Regions from separate parts of the Homo sapiens genome. Here region 1 is linked to region 2. Evidence: read pairs that join two places in POLR2A ChIA-PET (ENCODE). Cell type or tissue: MCF 10A. All regions are shown on one strand. Each heading gives the region's core, and the rest is flanking DNA. Links, peaks and the distances in the headings are about the cores only.

Region 1 (2,925 bases), core at 242-2,741, 62 kb after region 2:
TTAAGAAAATAAAAAAAAAAATTTAAAAATCACATTTCCACTACTTAGAGGCCATGATTCTGAATTGTAGCTTATACACACACACACACACACACACACACACACACACACACACGCACGGGCGCTCGCACACACAGCTGTAATATGTCTTCGGATGTTGTCAGTAACTTCGCAGATAGCAGACTTTGATTTTGCCTCTAAAGAACTGCTGAGTTTGAAGGTTAGAGTTTAGTTTGGACTTGTAGCCCACAAGTTTCCAGTTCATATCTCCTAGTCTAATTACTCTAGTGAGTGGGCTTAACAATTGCCAGTTTTGGGGTGGTAAATAGTTTCCTGGTGAGCATTATTAACAGCTAAATCCACGCTAATACTTACATAGCACTTACTAAGTGCCAGACACTGTTCTAAGCAGTTTACATATATTAATTCATTTTCTCCTCACAACATCCCTATTGTCATCCCAGTAAACAGACAGAAACTGAGACCCAGTAAATACTTGGCTTGCAGTCATACAGCCAGCGAGTGGCAGACTTGGAACTCAAACCTAGGCAATCTGGCTCTTGAGTTCATGTTCTTATTGCCTTATAAGAAGCTAAATCCCCGGAAAGTATTTATTGAAAATTATATACTACTTTTTCTTTTTTTTTTTTTTTGAGATGAAGTCTTGCACTATCACCCAGGCTAGAGTGCAGTGGCATGATCTCAGCTCACTGCAGCCTCCACCTCCCAGGTTCAAGCGATTCTCCTGCCTCAGCCTCCTGAGAAGCTGGGACTACAGGCATATGCCACCACACCCGGCTAATTTTTGTATTTTTAGTAGAGATGGGGTTTCACCATTTTGGCCAGGCTGGTCTTGAACTCCTGACCTCAGGTGATCCCCTCACCTTGGCCTCCCAAAGTGCTAGGATTACAGGCTGAAAACTATATATTTCTTTACCTCAGTTTTTTTTTTTTTTTTTTTGGTTTTACAAATATTATGTCAGGTTGTTGAATAACTTGCTATATTTCTAAAGCTATGACATCATTAAATTATAAACTATATATAAACTATAAAGTCATTAAACTAACCAATTTATTTGATTACAATAAAAATAATTATATAGGATAGTTAATGGTTTGATTACTTTCTCGTTCTCTTAAATGCTATACTCGTGTTCTCTCATTCAAATCTCCTGACAATCTCATAAAGCAGGAATTGTTATTATCCAGCTTTTACAGATAAGGAACCTTAGGTTTACCAAGTTTATACTGCTAATAAGTTAGAGAATTAAGACTCAAAACCAGCTCTGTTTGATTTGACATCCCGTTCTCTTCCTCTCTTTCCTCTTTCTTCCTTCCTTTCACTTCTCTTTTCTCTCCCCTTTTCTTTCTCCCTTTTTATTTTGGAAATTTCAATGTCTAAAAACTGTAATGAATCCTCCACATACACACACTCAGGAGCCCCTATTTTTATTTTATTTAATTAATTAATTAATTTTTTGAGACGGAATTTTGTTCTTGTTGCCCCGGCTAGAGTGCAATGGCATGATCTCAGCTCACTGCAACCTCTGCCTCCCAGGTTCAAGTGATTCTCCTGCCTCAGCCTCTCAAGTAGCTGGGATTACAGGTGCCTGCCACCACTCCCGGCTAATTTTTTTAAATTTTTTAAAATTTTTTTTTATTTATTTTTAGTAGAGACAGGATTTCACCATGTCAGCCAGGCTGGTCTTGAACTCCTTACCTCAGGTGATCCGCCTACCTCAGCCTCCCAGTGTGCTAGGATTACAGGCATGAGCCACCGTGCTTGGCTGCGTGAGCCACCATGCCTGGCCCCTATTTTAAAATACTATAATTGTATCCTTCCTTTGTGGAACAACATTTAAATAGAGGTGGGTGTAGGTTGCTGAATCGAAAAGAAAAACCAGGATCAACTTGCCTACACTTGTTTAAAGCACCAGATCTTCTTGAGTGAAGGTTTAGTGGCTGTAGACACAGCCATCATCATATTACACTTTCCAGGTGACTTAGAATGAGAGGCCATGAGAAGGCTGTGCAGCTGGACACATTCTATACTTGGAATGATAGAATCTTTGTGGCCTTTAATTAAAATATTTCAATTGTGATACCTAAAGTATTTGTAACAGTGCATCTTTGAGGGTGTGTTCTGCTCTCTCCTTTGAAGTTTTTTAGGCAGAAGCAAAATATGGGATCCAGCTATTCTTCTAAAATAACCTACTTTTGGCAGGGAGGATGAGGCCGGAGGATTGCTTGAGGCCAGGAATTTGAGACCAACCTAGACAATATAGCAAGACCCCATCTCTAAAAAAATAAAATAGATTAGAAAAACCCCTACTTTTAAAAACAATGGCCTCTGGACATTGTCTCTGTGGTACTCATGAATAATTATAAGTACAAATTGGTGTATGTGTGTGTGTGTGTGTATATATATATATATATAATGCATTTTTCTCCTAAGTACTTAAATATTTCATTTTGTGTGTCAGAGATCCTAAAATTTCCTACAAAAGCTTGATGTCATAGAGCTCTTACTGCTTTAGGTGAGAATTTGAGTCTTTGAATTATTTGTTTTGAACTTTTATTTTGGCAGAAATACCTTTTTAGAACAATGTTTAGCTTTAACTTAGGACTTTGGTTTTCCTAGTTTGCTTTATTTTCCTTTGTTAAGGTTCGTGGTTAAAATACCATATATCAGGTTTAAATGCTTACAAGATTTCTTTGTTGCTGAAATTCTGTCGTTGTCCTGTGGCTTATAAAATATTATTGTGGTTTCTTTCACTAGAAGAAACTTTTCATCTGTAGAACTTCGTTTTTAGTTGAAGTCATTGAGCCTTTCTTTACTTGAAAAGAAAATTAAGTACTTTTCTTCCAGCATATGAAAAAATTAAATGAAGAGAGTTGAATTGTGTGTATTTCTCACTGTTGAAT
Region 2 (2,925 bases), core at 263-2,762:
TGGCTGATTAGTGAAGAATTAACTAGCACTTGTGAACTAGAACCCATTAAAATTAGGAACATGAAACCTGATTAAAAATTTCAAGATTTTTAGTTCTTTGTTTTAAAAGTCCTTGTTTATCCAGAAAAAAGCAATCTCTAAAAATATTATTGTTTAAAAAGTTAAATATTTGATTTGTGACATCATTTGTTTTATTATATCATTTAAAATATCTAGATAGGGTAACAATGTCAAATATTAAAGCAACTTTATAAGAAAACAAAATTTTCATGATTATTAAATTCTTTCTAAGCCCAAACTTGCAACTTATGTATAAAAAGGTAAAGTAATCCTGAGACCAAAAAGTTTGAGAAATATTACTCTATGACTGTATGTAATAGGTTATTTATTGCAGCACTGTTATAACTGCAAGAGGTTGGAAATGACCTACATGTTCATCAATAAGAGATTGGTAAAAATAATTATGATACATCCAAACAGCGAAATACAACATTAAAAAGAATCAGGAGCATTAGGCCAGAAAATGAGATGAAACACATCAATCTCTTATTGATGGTTTCACTGAGTAGGAAGAGGTAAAACCATCTCTATTTGCAGATGATAGCATCTTGTTTAAAGAAAATCTCAAGGAACCTAGCATAATAACTACCAGAATGAATAAATGAGTTCAGTAAGGTTGAAGCATACAATATCAGTATTTAACAAACTATTGTGTTTCTATACACTTGCAAAGAACAATCCAAAAATGAAATGAAGAAAACAATTCTGGGCCAGGCACAGTGGTGCACACCTGTAGTCCCAGTTACTTGGAAGACTGAAGTGGGAGAGTCTCTTGAGTCCAGTCTGGGTAACGTGGTGTGACCCTGTTTCTTAATCTTTTGATTATCAAGGAAAATTCAGGATCAGGTCAGAGAATATTTTTCACTCAACAGTCCAGCAGATAACACTAAACTCTGTTTAGTCTCAGTGGATGACACCTAGCCCTCAGCCTGGCCTTCAACCACTGCTGCTCCATCTCGCTTTCCCACTGGCATCCTGGTGCCCTGCACACCCCAGCCCTGGGCCAAGGCTGCTTGAGGATGGGCCCTGAGGACTTTTAAAATGTAACCTTTTCTCCAGAAAAAAGTTAATATGGCCTTATTTTGTATTTTTCAGGCTAAAATTACATTTGTTTAAAGCAAATCGGCTAATTAATTAAAACTTGTATTTGTTGGTGAGCAGACATCCGTGGCTTTTTTCCAGATGTATTTAAATTTTAGTGTTCCGGTAGTTCAGTTGTATGACTAAGCCTGCCCTTGAAACTGATTGTTCTATTAAGAATGTTTTCCTTTTGATTCATCATTCTTCAGAATACTTTTAAGAATAAAGTGCAGTTAACACACAGATTATTTACCTTGCAAATCATGGTTTCTAGGTAAATTACTGGTGTCAGGAACATTTATATATTATTCTTTAGCATAATTTAAACTGCAGAACTAGAGTAAGAGCTGGTTGTTATTGGAAATACCTGTGTCTTCAGTTAGCTAAATTTTACCTGGAGAATTGTTCCAAAATATAAAATTGATGACATTCTTTTGTCATTTACAACATTTATTTCTGCCTCTTCTACCTATGACACTAGGTACTCCCTCTTTATATTAGAGGGTTTTATATAACTACTTGTTGTTACTCATCATGTGCAATTTGCTGTCTAGAAATTCATAGGACAACAATATGAGAAATGGCACCTATGAGTTAAGTACTGATTTAGCTTTTGCTTTTCTCGGGGAATGGGGTGGGGGACAGAGAAAGAAGGAAGGACTTTATTTTCTGAAGTATGTTAACAGCTATCATTAGAAGACTCCCTTTAATCACTTACTTGGGCCTGGAATTAGAACTTGAGCCATGAGAGACTGTGTTTAGGAGGAGTAGTTTAAGGGGATAAATGATTTTTAGGGGAAGATTGGAGTCCAGAGAAGTCTATATAATGTGGTTTCCTTGCATAGGATCCATCTAATTGGCAATTTATGGTGGAAATATATTCTTCAATACTGATCAGCTATATTTTAAATTTATTCCTTCACATTTGAAAGAGGATATTTGGTCTAAATATTTTTTCTTTTTGTAAACTTTAATTTATTGACACATAAATGCATTTGGAGAGGAAGAGGCCCTGGATGCCATTGTTGGACACACTCTGTTTGTTAGTCATCTACTTGGTTACTGCATGGGAGACACCCAACTGACTATCACAGATTTTATCACTGTTCCATCACGACTTTGGAAAGCTTAATTTACTCATGGCGCAGATATTCTTTGCCCACATAGTGAAGTCAGTGACTTCATGACTCCACCAAATCAATCACACTGTTCTTTATTTTCTGATTTGGTGGCGGGAAGATAATATAAATCCTCAAGCTGAGAACACAGTGGTATCTTTTAGAGAACAGAAAAAAAAGCTCTATTTCCTCTGTGGTTTTGACCATTGCAAAGTGATCGAGAATAATTTCACATCTGTGGGCTCAGATTAAATAGGGGAATTTTTTTTTTTTTTTTTTTGAGATGGAGTTTTGCTCTTGTCGCCCAGGCTGGAGTGCAATGGTGCGATCTCGGCTCACCGCAACCTCTGCCTCCCCGCAATCTCCGCCTCCTGGGTTCAAGTGATTCTCCTGCCTCAGCCTCCCAGGTAGCTGGGATTACAGGCATGTGCCACCACGCCCAGCTAATTTTGTATTTTTAGTAGAGACGGGGTTTCTTCATGTTGGTCAGGCTGGTCTCGAACTCCTAACCTGAGGTGGTCTGCCCGCCTCAGCCTCCCAAACTGCTGGGATTACAGGCGTGAGCCACTGCCCCCAGCCAAAATAGGGGAATTTTTGAAGCATCAACTTTATAAAGGGCTAATGAAAAATACTGCTTGGTAGAGTGTATTGCTTTGGGTTCTTAAAA

The links. ChIA-PET counts read pairs that join two places held together with the same protein. Peaks named below come from ENCODE experiments on the same cell type or tissue, not always from the same donor. Only the 100,000 strongest peaks of a DNase experiment are listed, where the experiment ranks them.
Region 1: POLR2A ChIA-PET joins it to region 2 with 5 read pairs; 5 of 35 experiments call an interaction of 5 or more read pairs at or near these places.

The regions. Positions count from the first base shown.
Region 1 is chr6:56,667,324-56,670,248 of GRCh38, reverse strand. The region is part of intron 10 of DST (dystonin); the gene reads left to right. Among named protein-coding and RNA genes, the nearest start is that of DST-AS1, 180 kb to the left of the region's middle. In MCF 10A, for the core only: no CTCF peak of the experiment used is centred there; no DNase peak of the experiment used is centred there.
Region 2 is chr6:56,729,221-56,732,145 of GRCh38, reverse strand. All of the region lies in intron 5 of DST (dystonin), which reads left to right. Among named protein-coding and RNA genes, the nearest start is that of DST-AS1, 110 kb to the left of the region's middle. In MCF 10A, for the core only: no CTCF peak of the experiment used is centred there; a DNase peak (open chromatin) is centred at 1,285.